Regions from separate parts of the Mus musculus genome. Here region 1 is linked to region 2. The links are chromatin loops, found by intact Hi-C in ENCODE. Cell type or tissue: heart. All regions are shown on one strand.

Region 1 (8,000 bases), 450 kb after region 2:
GGTGTATAAATTACAGGCTTACGAAATAGAAATGACTCCATATCCCATCCAAAAAAAAAAAATCACTAAAGTCTATAATGCAAGCTTGTGTTCCTATCATTTGCAAATTGTTTCTGGTAGTTATAATCACCAAGGAATTGTCTGTTGACTAGAGGCTCAGTGAACATACTAGAAATTATGTTGTACTCAACTTCAATTTATGTGTGTCTTTTTTTTTTTTACAATGGTTTAATGTTTCCTCAATTCAGTATTCTATTCAGGATTTTTTTAAAAAAAGAATTATCACAGTTGCACCCATTGTTCAATCAAACACGATGCCAGTCATAAGACACACACAGAGGAAGATGTTGAGAATGAAGCAGGGTGACCTCCAGCGTGATTACCACTTGGGGGTGACTGCTCCACGCTCCAGGCTAGGGTGAGCAGCCTGCTTCTGAGCGGGTTTTAATTTTTAATGCAGTGGAACTGGCTTGATGAAGCTTTCGCACCCCGAGGCCTGCCCCATCACCTGCCTGCCCCAGGGCAGGACTATGGATCCGATGCTCATGGTCAGCAACATGGGATGAGGCTGTGTGTGTTGCCATCCCAGGGACCAGTCATCAGAGTAGAGTGACATCTGATAATGAGGTGGTGTGTTCCCCTTAGATATATTATTATTATTATTATTATTATTATTATTATTATTTATTTTTTTTGGATGAGAAGCGATGGACAAGTAAGGGCATTTTAAAAGATAGAAAATGAGGAGGAATATTTATGTTTAAAATAAATTTCTAATAAATAAACAACAGCATTACTTCTTAATTAAAATTGAGTGAGGTATGTTTATTGGTCCAAATGAGATGCTTATGATACAAATCCTTAGGCGTGAGAGAAAGATCTTTGGGGAAATCAAAATGCCAATGTAAGGAATGAACTGAACCAAATGGGACCTCAGAACCTCTGCCCTTGGGGCGAAGGCAAGCCGAGAAGCCAGAGTCTGATTAAGTCTCAGGCTCTTCCCAGACCTCAGATTAGCTGGGTATTAGCACAAGCTGGGTCTCAGCTGTCCGTGAAAATTAAAACACATTTCAAAAGCTGCATTTGAATTTTGAAGACACTCACATATTTCTAGGCCTGTCTACTGCAAAAGGTCAACACTACAGTTTATGCATGGAAGAACCTAGTCTAAAAGTACTAGGGTTGCCACATGATGTACGTTGAGGGCGCATTATAGACACAATTCCGTAGTCAGGAATACTGTCTTTCGCTGAGTGTATTGCTAAAGGAACTTCATGCACTCATTAACGCCAGGGAGAAGAAGCAATGGCGACCTGGCATTCTGTCTGGATAAAGTGGTACACTCAAGGACTGACATGCGCCTTGTAAACAAAATCCCAACCCCTACACAACCTGTGTCTCTCTGTAAGCCTCTCTTAGTCACTCTAGGTAAGGGGGAAAGCAGATATATTTAAATAAAGGCCATATAAAGTTTCCTGTCCATATAGAATATTTTTGGGTTTTTTGGACAGTATGTCTCTGAGATTTGTGTCTGATACTTTTTTTTTTTTGTAGTTCTTGAATGTCCATAACATTCTCACTAGTGCTAAGCTCTTGCAAGTCAAAGGTGTAACATGTGGGTTCCTTCAAGTAAGATTTGTGGTAAAATCAATAAATGTTTATATGAGTGATTTTATTATTAACTATACCAGAAATAATATATAATACATTGAAATTTCATGACAATAAGAAGAGTTATTATTTTTAGAGAGCTGATAATACCTGTTGTATAAAGTTAACATCTTCTTAGGAATATATCCAGCCTTGTAAACGTACTTCACAAATCCATGATACTCATGTCAAGAAAATTTTGGCTGGAATATAGACATGCCTTTATCATTTTGAGAAAATTCTTCTCTACAAAAGGCAAATTTTCTGATAACTTTTTCACTTACAGAAGAAAACAAGGTGGCTTTTAGTACATTTTAATACATGTTTGGTTCTAGATATCAAATTCACACATTTACCTCTTTCACATAAAGCAAAGTAAAACTGTGATAAAACAATTCTTCCCTGCTCAAATGTATTATACATATGGAAATATATCCCTAGTTTTATATTATATTTTCATATTAAAAATAAGCACGTAAAACTTTAAGTCTTCAGGAATTTTCAGAAGACACTTTTACTGACGTGCCTTCTGGAAGCGCAGGGCCTTTATAATTAAAAGAACCGATGCTGACACAATTCAGCTCAGCCCAGCAGTATGTATAGAACTCCCAGCTCCAGCCTCCACTAGGCGCTGTGCAGATGGAGTGAGATGAACCAGGCGCCGACCACTTCCCCTGTGCACGCATTGGGCAGGTGTATAAAACTGGCTGTAACATCCTGGAGATACATGCTATCTCCTGGTGCTGCGAATAAGCCTCTCTCCACACACAGGAAACAGAGTGAGATATGACAAAGGAAGGGTAGGAACTCCGCAGAAGGGACACGTGAACCCAGTCTTAAAGGACGGATGGGATTAAGCCATGAGATCTGTCATCTCTGTCATCAGTGGAGAGAGAAGGACAGGAAGAAATTTGGGGCTCTCCGGCCAGCCAGTGCAGCTGAATGGTGAGCTCTGGGTTCAGGGAGAGAACCTGCCTCAAAAGAGAAGTAGTGAGTAGAGAACGGAAGTAGACGCATGACATCAACCTCCAGTCTCAACACACATGTGCACACATGTGTCACTTATGAACAGACACACACAACACACACACACATGCCCACAAAGCGTTTTACTTCTTTGGAAATGTTTAGGTTTGTGTTGCTTAACCACAGGCAAAACTCTCTGGCCAGATGAATTCTTTCTGCCCACTCTGTTCAGCTGCAGCAACTTGGGACATTTAGGAAACCTGGGGTGAAGGATCAAAGGACAGAGATCCTCTATGCTGTCAAAACAGAAATTGAAGGGAACATGGGCCCAGGCAGGGTGCCTGTGAGTCAGGAGGGCTAGCTACTTTTGTACCAAGAAGGGCATGATGCAACCACATCTTTCCTCGGTCTTTTTAAGAAGTCACACGTGCTGCGGGAAGGGGAGGGAGGAGGTCCACAGAGGCAATCAGCTCTAGGAACCTCAAAGGCTGCAACCATTATCTGGATCTTCTAGCAGAAGGAGAAGGAAACTGCAGTCTTCGTTCAGCACCTTAATCACTACACTTATGTGTGGGCATGAAGTCTGGCTGCCGACCTCACGCATCCTGTATCCTGACCCTCTCCTGTCAGAGACCAGGGAGGATGAGGCGTTCCATCTGGAGAGAGAATGGTCGAGGGGTGGGGGGAGAGGCCTTTGCTTTCTCTGGAGATCTAGACAAAGGCAGGGTTGACAGTGGCCCTGGGGTCTTCCTGCTCTATCGAAGATGGATGCAGTCTGGATCATGTGGGTATTTACTTCCCTCATACAACCGACATTAGGAGAAGCTGTAGGAGGAATGGACTGAGACCCTTGCAGAAAGCAATCCATTCCTGTTGAATGCAGGAGTCTGGCTTTGGCAAGCAGCCCCATGTCTCGAGAATACACCAGCACCAGTCAGCTGTAAGCCATGTAGTGGCGCCCAGAAGCGTCCTGACAGTGAGTCAATAACGCAATGCTCTTTATGAGTAACATAAGGCAATTTGTTTAGAATATTTATTTATTTATTTATTTATCTATTTGGGTAGCTGATGGTAATACTAAGAAAAATAAAAGGAAGGCAAATGAAAATCACTTGAGGGTATGTGATTTTCAAAGTGCAATATGAAACTGTGTTTAGGTCATCTTCATACAAAATATAAAGTATCATTCTTAAAGACAGTCACAGCAATCAATGGCTTTAATTAAACTAAAAACCATGTACAGATAGAGAAATGTTTGGCCCAGGCTATGCATCCTGACAGTCCTCCTCTGAGGTAAATTTTCACAATGGATATTTCAATTAAGACAGTGATATTTATTGAAAGGTAAAGCATAAATGCATAGCCACTTGGAACATTATTGAACAAATGTAATTTATGTTGCTGTTGGTGCGCTGAGTTTTAACACTGCTTTGATTTTATCAGCATTTGTCAATTAATCAACGTGAGCCTTGTAAAACATGGTCTCCTATTAGTGGGAACAGGCCATTGCTTGAAGACATTGAAGGAAAGGTCATTTAATAATTTGCTAATTGTGCGAAGATGGATTTAAATTTTCTAAAAGGTACGATTCTCATTACTATTGTAACTAAGTAGGCCTCAAGCTGAACTTAACCCCGCCAGTTTAAACGTTAAACGTTGTCAATGCATCTCTGTTTCTTCTTTTATTCTTCTTAAACACAAGAGAAAGAAAGAAATTAATATAAATAAATCTAACTTCAGGATTTTAAGATTTATTTTGAGAGCCTCTCTCGCCATCTTTCCCAGCTCGGAGTTAAGAGGCTTCAGGCTGTGAAAATAAACAACGAACTCAATTTCATCAGGTAGAAGGGGGAGAAGACTGGAAGAAAGAGCAGAAGAGACAGGAAAGGCACAGCCCCAGAAGGCCACACAGTGGCAGGAGTTTACTGTTTTTGTACTAGTCCCCTGGTTCATTCTGCCTTCCTTTCGATGTGAGGCGAGCCCCCACCACCACCACACACTGCTGCCCTTCCCCTCCCACCCCCTGTTTGTTCTCAGTACAGTGAGAGAGCAGCAGAGTCAAGCCCTCTCTTCGGATAACCCATACATCAACACAGTTGTCAACTCTCCTGGCAGCAGAGAAAAGCATTTTAATTTGGATCCTGTCTCCACCTATGTACGAGCAGTCATCCACAGGACAGGACTGAGTTTCAAATGGGTGACGTACCTTGGAGAGCAGTCTCCACAACAGTGTCTGCAGGGCTGAACCGGGAGACCCGCACCATCTTCCGAGTTTAAGTGTCACTTAAGATGCTATGGCTTATTTTAAGGCACAGCTAGAGAAGGGATTTCGAGCAGAGACAAGGTCTGCTGATTGGAGATGGGGTCTTGCTGGATCCAGGCTCCACACAGTGCTTGCTTAGAGTCCCTTTTATAAGAGTTGCAAGGCCCAGGTTGTTCTGTGCCTGCTCAAACTGGCTCATCTGCCCTTCCCATTCCATTCTGTTCACGGTTCCAAATAAGTCACTATTTCGGGCTCATTTTCCTAAGCACATGCAAACACCCCTTTCCAGGGCCAGGCTCCCTTGGGCAAATTAGGTCTCTTGGAAAAGGGTCAAGGAACCATCAAACAAAACACTTCAAGGAACAAGGCCCTGGTTTCGGGTGACATTGTTGGACACGCAGGCAAACAAGTTATTTGTAGACTCTGGTTGGCAGTAGTGTTCTGTTGTGCACAATATGGCCAGGGATTGGAGCTGACTCTTGATTATGATCATGACAAATGAAGTTATTTTATTAAATAAAAATTATTCTGATGGTTACAAGACAATTCACGGAATTTTTCCTCTTCTAGTTGCAGTCCTAACACAAACTGCCAACCAAATTCTACTGTCTTAATAAAATTATCATAAAAGAACTTGATTGCTTGGAGCAAACATGGAATCTTTCTGAGAGGGGTGCTCCCCCGACCCCATCATGGGATCTCAGAGATAAAGCTTAGTTTATATTCTTTGAACGTCTGCTAGCATTAGCCTCTACTTTGACAAGCTCACTTCCACCCACTCAGATTCTCCTAAGAACAGGAGCGAGGAGGGACGTACAAAGGTAGAAGCAGAGGCTGCTCACATATAACAGCTGTTCCCCGGAAGGACGTGTTTCTAGCTGAAGTACACACATCATATTGAGAAACTACAGGGGAAAGAAATGGGTATATTTGTTTCCCTGACATTTGTCGACTACGGCAAATAAGTTTGTGTGCTTTGAGTCAAATGGTTCCTTTGTCTTTGAGGGCTGGGCCATTTACAAGAGTAGGTCTGCAGCTTTCAAAGCTTGCTAAGAGGACCACTGGCACTCAGCACATCCTTGGCACATTAGGCAGATTTACAACCTTGTCCGTGGCTATCCTTGATCATCTTCATTGAAAGCTAGTGTAGACTGATGAGGAAGCTTATCGTTCTCCTAGAGTTTCAGCTGGTTGCTTGCACCCTGCGAGGATACCCAGCTCTGCTGGCCTTCCTCACTGCTCTAAATGACCCAAGAAGTAGCCATTAAAAAAAAGCTTGAAAGGGTGGCTTTATTGTAACATGTCTGTGATTATGGGACTTATTCCTATATGGTGAAGCTCACAGCTCAGCAAATGACAGCCATGATAATGATAGCATGCTACAGTACCCAACATGAGTGTTGGGGGCTTCTTCCAGGCTAAGTATAGGCACATGGGGAGGTGCCAGGCTGGTCAGGAGTCAGAGGGAGTGAGCTGAAGGTGTTCTCCCTGGGATGGAAGAGCTAAGTGGAGGAGGAGACAGGCTTGGGATTGGCTGTTGAGGATTTCAGCGGCAATGAAGTTCAGGTGTGCTGTCTACAGGGATTAGGGTGGGAGAGTCTCCAGGCTGTAGGAAAATGAGGGAAAGAGGGAGCTGGGGTAAGGATTGGCGTTATCTAGACAGGCGTTATCTGCTCTGCAAAGTAGAACTCAGAGAGTTATTTACAATCCCTAGCAATGAGCAGAGCCTGGGAGGACTTGTCCCTACTCAGGTCAACAAGGTTGTAAGATATAAAAATGCAAAACATAGACAAAAACTAAAAAAAAAAAAAAAAAAAAAGACATAAGATTTACAAACTTCTTAAAGCTCTATAGGTAGAAAATGGTATTCAGACCCTCCTGTGCTTAAGAATGGCTTGGGCCCTGTGTATAGGACAGAGGCTGATCCAACACATTAGAGGGTCAAGACTTTGTAGCCCTAATAAACTTCCCGGTGATACTGGGGCCACACATTGAGTAAATAGTGATTAGAGGAATCTCCATTCTGGTGACCTTCTTCTGCAGGGAGAGAATCTGATGTTCAAGCCCTGCCTTGAGCCAACCACTGAGAGGCACCAAGCACACATCTGGGCCTGTTCTTCAATTACTATCTTTGTGCATAGGAAATTTTATCCCAATTTTACACCGAAGAGAATGGAGACACAAGACCTATCCTGTGTCACCCAGTGAAAGGTTGGACAAACGTACCTGGCTTGGAAAAATGTATCTGTCCTAAAACCCATGTTTAATTCCTGCCCAGGCTAGACACAGATGACATTGGTTATTCAGATGAGAAATAGGCTCTATTCTAAAGAAGGCATCAAGTTTGTGGGTCTGAATAGCAGCCCACTTGCAACCTGACTTCTGGGAAAGAAGAGGAATTAAGAAGTGTAGTCATTATTTTAAAAATCACAAAAATGATGTTGATTATATCCCTGGTAAAGTTTGTTACAGCCACTTATAAAACATTTTTAAAGGAACCCTGTTAAACGCATGTTTTATTTTTAAAAAAGGGGTATGCGGGAGCTAGAGAAACGGCTCCATGGGTAAAGTGCTTAGGGATCATGCGTGAGGGCCTGAGTTTGAATCCCTACAAATGAAGTCATGTAATACCAGGCATGGCAGTGTATATCTGAAATAATCTTACTGCTTCTCTGGTGACATGGGAAGCAGAGCTGAGAGAATCCCCAGAAAGCTGTGGGCCAGGGAGGCTGCATACGCCAGTGAATAACAATTGATCCTGGCTCAAACAAGGTGAAAGGTAGGACCAGAAACTTAAGGCTGTCCTCTGACCCCCACTTGTGTGCCATGGTATATATAAGACCACGTACACAGGCATGAATGTACATGCACGAATAAAAAGGGATTAATATCCTTTGTAAGATACATACAATAAAATACTAGACCTTTTCTGGCATGTCATGGTCTCAGAGACAATTTCCTTAGACTTGTCTGGCCTTCCAAAACTGGCCTACACAAAGAAACTGTCTTCACGCAAATTACTTGAGCCTGTCCTTCCAAAAACCAGAAAGAAAAGCAGTTAAGAGGCAAAATCCTTTATTATCTTGCTTTCCATTGAAGAGAAGAAATCACAGACAAGCAA
Region 2 (8,000 bases):
CCTCAGCTTCCTTCCTGATTCGAATAGATTCATCCCTCTTGAGCTGAATTGTAGTGAGATTACAGAGGACAGGAAAAAAAAAAAAAAACCACACACACACAGTTACCATTTTTCAGTCTGAACTTCTGGAACACAAAATTATGATGAAAGGCAAATTACAGTATTGTTTGTGTTATCCCTCACCATGATTATAGGTTGTTACTTTAAGCCACTTAGATCTCAGAAAATGGCCAGGCTGCACCTCCTGTCTGAGAAATCTTAGTGTTCCTTCATGGGTATCTATCTATCTATCTATCTATCTATCTATCTATCTATCTATCTTTTATCTATCTTGCTTACTTTCTCTCTTTCTCTGTCTCTCTCTGTGTGTGTGTGTGTGTGTGTGTGTGCACGTGTGTATGTGTGTGTGTGTGTGTGTGTGTGTGTTTATCCATGCACACAGGACAAAAGAGGTAAACAATTATTCTTTATTATAAAACTCATAGGACTTATTGTAAAAACACTGGTTATCTTAAATCATTTTTGTACTACTTGCAATCACTATTTTGGGAATGAAAACATAGTAACCTTAAACTATAGTTAATATGTAACTAATAGTAACTAATAGTAAACTATAGTTAATAGTAACTAATGTGAAGGTCTGACTGCCTTTAATCAAAGGTCATGCATAGCACACATGGCTAGGGTAAGAATTCTAGATATTCTCCTCTCTACTTCTCACTGTCTAGCAATTTTCTTATTTTGAGAATTACATTTTGCAATTGATTTACAGGCTTTATATTTTGAGTCACAGTGTTATTTCATGGTCACACAGAAATGTTGGTGCCGAAACTTGTTGACGAAATGAAACTAGGAGAAATAGATTCTGACCTTTTGCTGGTATTTAGAACGCATCTGTTGCAGCTGTTGTTTCTGTCTGACTTCAGCCTCAGACTGGCTTCCACCTGGTGAAAATAAATAATAAATAAATAAATAAGTAAATAAGCCACAAAGGTAAAACAGAAATATTAAGCTGCAAGGCCAGCTGTTGAGTACTAGTTAACTAGTTAACTGCATGGGAACCCAGCAGTGTGACTTGAGTTTTTTATACACCTGGACATTGGAATATAGCCGGTCATCTTCAAAAGTTGTCTAAGAGTGGTGGTCACTTTAAAAGCTAACTGATGGGTGGGAAGATGAAACTTTGTTCTTTAAAGACACTAGGGCTTTCCATCATAAACATTAAAGTCTTCACCTAGCTTGAAACCATGCCTGAAGGACCACACTAGACATTAAGCGATTCTGTCTTGGCTAAGAATTCTGGAACATTCCTCCTGCATAAGAAAGAACCTTTCAGATTTTCGGCACAGCAGATGTACGTAATCTTTATTACCCACTCATTTCCCCCAATATTTTTAGTAGTTCTTTGAGCGTTTTGTACAGTGTGTTGATCATATTCATCTCCCTTCCCCCAACTCCTCTCAGATCCATCCCCTCTTCCCTACCTGCCCAACTGTGCATCCTGCTTATTTTTTAAATTCTTCAAGACCAATTGTGCTGCCCAAACATTCTTGTTTGTGTGGTCTTCCCCTGGAGAACAGTCAATTTATCAGTGACTACATGCTCAGAGAAAACTCTAAGTTTCCCACAAGTCTGTGGCCGATGGGTCCTCAGAAGGGTTGGGGGTGGCACAGAATTGGGTTAAAGGCTAGCCTGGCTAGTGAGACCTTCACTCTGAAAAGAAAGTGGCTGTCTCATGGATGGTTTGTCTTCCTGAGTCAGAAGAGAAGGGATACACTGCTGCTGTTGACTGCAGTTCTAACAAGGATCTCATGAAAGAATATACATCTAAAGTCATCCTGGAGGTGACCAATTCTGGCCAGTACCTAGGACTGATCGCTAGTCACTGGGATGAAACTGTCTCAAAACACAAAGAGGAAAAAAATCTCTTACTTTGGGCTGGTGAGATGGCTCAGTGGGTAAGAGCACCCGACTGCTCTTCCAGAGGTCCGGAGTTCAAATCCCAGCAACCACATGGTGGCTCACAACCATCTGTAACAAGATCTGATGCCCTCTTCTGGAGTGTCTGAAGTGTACTTACATATAATAAATAAATAAATCTTTAAAAAAAAAATCTCTTACTTTACCTCAAAACCATGTGGAAGGTGAAACACTTGAGAGGACCTATTAAAGAGAAGAGGTTTGGGGGCTAGAGATGGCTCAGCGGTTAAGAGTACTGACTGTTCTTTCAGAGATCCTGAATTCAATTCCCAGCAACCACATTGTGGCTCACAACTATCTGTAATGGGATCCAATGCCCTCTTCTGGTGTGTCTGAAGACAGGGACAGTGCACTCACATACATAAAATAAATAAATCTTTAAAAAAATGATAAAAGATTTTTTAAAAAGAAGAAGGAGGAGGAAGAGAAGAGGAGGAGGAGAAGAGGAGGAGGAGAAGAGGAGGAGGAGGAGGAGGAAGAGGAGGAGGAGGAGGAGGAGGAGGAGGAGGACGTTTAGACTATATTCCTCAAGTCTCAAATTCCTCAAGTTTATTTGGCTAAAGGTGAAATGTGTGGAGTTACATATATAGTTCTATATCTTTCATTCATTAAGAGATTTCCAAATTAGTTTCTTCCCTTGCCCACCCCCTCCACCTTTATCTCTAAGACTATTGTGGTGGTATGTGGCTTCTAACCCAAGGCATCTTTGTGGTAACTGGAACTGTGCCAAGCCTCTATGTGTTAAGCTGCAGCTGACTCTGAAGTCAAGATAGGACGTAAATGACTCCCACTGAGGGATGGGGGTATGGGTATCCCCTCTAAAGGCCTGAAACCCCACACAGGAGACCCAGACATTCCATCACCCTGGCAGCACCTGCTCTGCCAACTCAAATGTCCCCCAGCCCTAGCATGAAAACCCAGGAGACATCCATCTTTATACCCACTGCTGGGTCCCCAGCTTACTCCCATTCTATGTTCCCAATGGACTCTCCGTTCAGTTTTGTCACATTAGCATCTAACTGCCAGGATGGATATGCTGTGGTGGCTTTCCCTTGCATCCTGGAAGTGCTGTGACTGGGCATATGCAGCGCCCCAGGTAAGCTCTCTTCAGAGCTGATCATCTAAGAGGCTCTAAATTATTTGCCAATTAAGCCATCACTTTATTCCCACACAACTGTGGCAGATGCATTTGCTCCTTACATAAAACCAGAGACAGCAATCTACCTGCACATTTGAATGTTTCCTATCAGATGAATTCCGTCTCCGGCAGAAATACCATAGAGCAAGCCTTCGCATGTGAAGGAAAGCAGACCCAGCCTGTCTCAGTAGGATCTGCCAGTGACCCTGCCTACCCGCTCTGGCTTTCCATCTGCCACTCACCCAGCCGTTGTGGCACCAAGTAGACTGGTTTTGCCCTGTTCTGTTGCTTCCATCTCTCCAGGTCTGCCAGTTCTTGCTCAGCAACTAACCAGGAGAGAAATAGCAAGTTGTTGATTGTTTGAAAAGAAACCTGGTCATTGCAGCATCAAAACACACAGCAGACAGCAGATAGTGAGTTTTCCGGAATGAGACAGAAAAAAATGACCATGAAAAGCTGATACCTCCCAGCCCTCCCGGACCCCCAAGTCATGCAGGGCCCACCCCTGGCAGCTCCTAAGTGTCCTCACAGAAGGTACAAATTTGAACAACAGCTAAACTCCTACTAACACAAAGAAATATAGTTTTCCCTCCAACACTGACATTCTTAAAACCTCATGAATTATTTCGAAAGGTTTTCTATAACAAATGTGTACAAAAACTAGAATATTCATATGTCAATAAGATCCGGGTAAATATACATCCCCAAAGAATTGTGATGCCTATATTTGCTTTATTTTTAACATTTCTCAAGCTGGCTGTTATCTCTGAGGAGGGAGGCTCTGCCCTGTGCGTTGGCACCCTGCTTTGGGTCTTGGTATTCTTTATTGTCCAAATATTCAGACAGCAGGGGGCGCCTGGGAGACTTAGTTCTGTTGCTATATAACCTAATCTCCCGGTTTAGTTCCCCTTAGAAACTTGAACTCGAAGCCTGTAAGATGTTGGAACCTTGGGGTTCTGTTGGCTAAATGTCTGCAGTCCCCACAATCACTGAAGACCACTGTCATATGCTATACTGACTCACCGGACCACCCTGATTGATTCTTGTCCATGTGGTCTCTTCGGATAACTACTTTCCTGGCTGGGCCGTTATGGCCTTATTGGTTACTGAATTCCTTACCAATACCCTAAGAAGGGAGAGCACAGAATCCTGGAGCTGGAAACATGGCTGACGTGGGCAGTCACACAGTGTCCTGGTGAACCATGTGAACATTATCTCCCCTTGCAACTACAAATAGTGCGACAGTGTCAGAGGGCAGCATTTGTTAGTTCTGTGCCTCAGTTAAACCTGCTACTCATGCTCTAAGTACAAGGAGTACAGCCAAAGATTGGGGGGGGGGGGAGTGATTATACACACTGTATAAGGTAAGATTGTAGAGGGCAGATTGACAGATACAGAAGGATAAGAATACAGAGGCAGAAAAAGTCTATTAAGGAGGGATGGAACATATATTTTAAAAAAAGGTACAAATTCCCTCATAATCTTTTTGACATATAGCATGTCGTTTCAAAGGTATTCACAGCACCATTAAAATATCACCACCAACTTATTTAGTATATCAGGGACAAGATCCAAACAATAACAATAGGTGTGAAGTTGTTTAAACCCAAGAAAAATCCAAAGCTCATAGTCACTCATTACCATGAGCTCTGTTACTAATGTAGAGAAACGAATTTAGAAGTGCTAACAATAGAATAATTTTTACAAGTGCAATTAAAACTCTAAGTTTTTTTTAAGACCTTGGTAAGATTCTGTGAGTCTCTATAAATAAGAAAATAAAAATACTTTAAAAAATTATAAAGAGGAGAAGCATTCTGAGTGTCGGGTGAAAGTGCGTGCCATACTTCTCTGTATCTTCTGCCTTCTGCTCTCGTTTGGTGCTATCAGGGTGTATGTGCCTGCGCTGGAAAGAAGGGAAAACAGTGGTTATCATCATGACAGCTTCCTAAGGAATCTAAACCACCAGACCATCTTCCTTCTGATACCATTAGAAGACAGCCTTTAAGACCTTGCTCTGTTCTCTGCTACCTTCCAATCTAGTTGAAAGACACAAAGCAATGGGCCAGAGGACTAGTTCCTGCTGGTCTCCATCACCACTGGTTTGGGGGAGACTGCCCTTGTAGGGCGTCTCTCCTCTAGGTGGTGCTTGTGAGTCAATCCCAGTAAGGCTCATTTTCTCTTGTAGGCCCACCTTAGGAGAAAAAGAAACCCTGGGGCATCTGGTGTGTTTTCTGTTCATACAAACAAGAGTCCAAGTTATTCGCCATGCAGCCACGTCTTCTTTGTGACCCATATGACTAGCCTACTAGTCTTATAAGCCTTGATTCCCTCCCCTATATCCTGGGGACACAGGCTGAACATTATTTAAATCAGGAGCCCAGGGAAGTGAACATGGGAATCAAGGAAGAATTTCTTTCTGTCAGTTTTATCTTTGTTCTTTCTTTAGCAGGTGCAGTCCAAACATATGTGTGTATACTTGTGTGCACTTGTCTGTGTGTGAGTGTGTAAGGAGCTGAGGTCGACACTGTGCACCTTCTGTTTCTGGACACATTATTATTATTATCATTATTATTGAGATGGGATGTCTCTCTGAAGCTGGAGTCCTATTTTGACTAGACTGGCTGACCAGAGGGCCCCCATCTTTGCTCCTTCCACATCCCTCTCTTGCATCTCTGGGGTTAGAGACATACCAGTCCATACTGGACTTTTTCCCTGGCTGCTGGGACTCCAAAGTCAGGTTTTCATGTGTGCACAGCAAGCACCTTGCCCACTGAGCCATCTCCCCAGACCCTTTTTGGTAAGCAAAAATATTCCACACTTAGATACCAGGAATACTGAGCTACCTAAAACACAGTGAACCTTTAAGGGCAGAGGTGGACTTCTTTGGTATGTATTCCAGATCTATGGCGTGGTACCTGGCTCACAGTGGCTGCCTGATAAAGTACACTGTCATAGATCCCAGCTGTGAGCCTGTGCTGGAATGGCTCTTTTTTTGAGCCAATGCACGTGGTTCCACCAGAGCACGGATACTTCGTAAAGCAAAAATATAGTACAGCAGTAGACTGCAGCATACATACGGGTACAGTTTGGGAGAAAATGCTGTGGATAAATGTAACCAGCTTGTAAATATATGGTTAAAAGAAAAACCCTAGATACTCTTAGAAGTCTCTCCTCCACCTGGGAAGTCACCATTTCTAAGGGCAAATTAGCAAAGACAGAACAGTCGAGGCCAAAAGTGCTGATTAACCGAAGCCATTTTTCCTTATCTCATTATTTTCCGTGCTGTGAGCCTTCAGCCAGTGAGCTTCATCCTGGACTTTAATTTTAGACTTGTAATGTGAGGTGTGCGACCACCTTTGCATGCAAATGGGGCTGCTGGGTACCCAATTACCTAATATGTATCAGCAGATGGTGCATGGGTAGCCTAGCTCGCATACAACGTTATGAATACGGAATTAGGAGGCCGCCACTGGAAATTAATCCCTTATCTGTTGCATGGTCTTTGATCACCCTGAGAAAGACTGTTTCACTCCTCCACTGCCACTACTTTATAGGCGCTGGGGGTGCTGCAATCCTGTGAGTAGTATCTGGGTACTTCAACAGGATGCAATGGTGAGCCATTCTACGGAGCCCTAAAGCTGAAACGCGAGGCACTGGATTTAAAGGCCAACTGTGAAATTGCTGCGCCATTCTCAGTGCTGAGGCTGTGATGCGGAGTCTAGGCCGGGGATTTGCCAACGCTGCACATCAGCAACTTTTAACCTTTACCGTGCATGGGAATCACCTGGAGGGCTCGTTGGCAGGCTTGTTAAAGGGCAGAGTTTCTGATTCAGTGACTCTTGGGTGAGGCTCAATAACAGGCATTTTTTAAAAAGATCAGTTCCGGGTTGCTGTTTGCAGAGGTTAATGTTCATCGTCATCTTTGCTGGATTTAAAATCTCCTAGGAGAAACGCCTCTGGACCGTTCTGCCGGGGCTTTTCCCGGAGGGTTGACTAAAGAGGGGTGACCCACCCTGAATGTGGATGGAATAAAAAGGGGGAGGAAGAAAGTATGCAGAGAGCCAGCGATCCTCTCTCTGCTCCCCAACTGCAGACTCAGTGTGGCCGTCTGCCTCCCACCAACCCTTCCTCTTTTAGTTTTATCTCGACAGCAACCGGGAAAGTGATGAGCATAGCGCTGCCCGAGGTTCCACACTTAAAAGAACCACTCCTGTAGAATAGTTACACCTTCTGTGCTTCCGATATGGCTTGTCCCCATCCATGTTGACCCATGTTGAAGCTTAATCCCCATTGCATTGGTGTTTAGAGCGAGTAAGGCCTTTGAGAGAAGTCATTGACCATGGGGCCACTGCTCTTACAATGGACTAATGGATTAATGCCATTCTCACAGAAGTGGGTTGAGCATTACGGGACTGGATTAGGAAAGAGTATTAAGTATTGCTGGAACTCTGGGCTAGTCACCTGCTTGACCTTCTGCACATACCTGCTACCCCCTTCTGCCTCACCACCTTGCACAGCCAAAGGTGTATATGTGCTAATACCATCCTCTTGAGACTTTCTGGCCATCAAGTTTGTGAACCAAATGAATCTCTCTTTTTAAAATGCATTACCCTTCTTAGGTATCTTGTTATACCAACACGTAAGCACCAAGAAACTGTCTTGGGATATTTTTGATGAGAAGATGGCCAAGGTCATGTGTAGTGGTGTACACCATTAACCCCAGCACTTGAGAGGTAGAGGCAGCTGATCTCTGTGAATCTGAGACCAGCCTGGTCTATATAATGAGTTCCAGACCAGCCGGGCTACATAGAGAAATGCTATCTCAAAAATAAAATATAAAGCTGGGCAGTGGTGGCGCACGCCTTTAATTCCAGCACTTGGG

The links. Peaks named below come from ENCODE experiments on the same cell type or tissue, not always from the same donor. Only the 100,000 strongest peaks of a DNase experiment are listed, where the experiment ranks them.
Region 1: a loop joins it to region 2, with 2.3 times the contacts of the local background. A loop is called at or near these places in 2 of 42 quality-filtered maps.

Annotation. Positions count from the first base shown.
Region 1 is chr14:77,470,874-77,478,873 of GRCm38, reverse strand. The region is part of intron 5 of Enox1 (ecto-NOX disulfide-thiol exchanger 1); the gene reads right to left. Among named protein-coding and RNA genes, the nearest start is that of Gm6994, 32 kb to the left of the region's middle. In heart, no CTCF peak of the experiment used is centred here; no DNase peak of the experiment used is centred here; H3K27ac peaks cover 725 bases.
Region 2 is chr14:77,924,191-77,932,190 of GRCm38, reverse strand. Epsti1 (epithelial stromal interaction 1 (breast)) reads right to left here. Exons shown (of 12, transcript NM_029495.2): 2 at 4,963-5,021; 3 at 3,361-3,444; 4 at 871-944; 5 at 1-43. Among named protein-coding and RNA genes, the nearest start is that of Epsti1, 24 kb to the right of the region's middle. In heart, CTCF peaks have their summits at 3,952 (motif pointing right) and 5,252; a DNase peak (open chromatin) is centred at 4,070.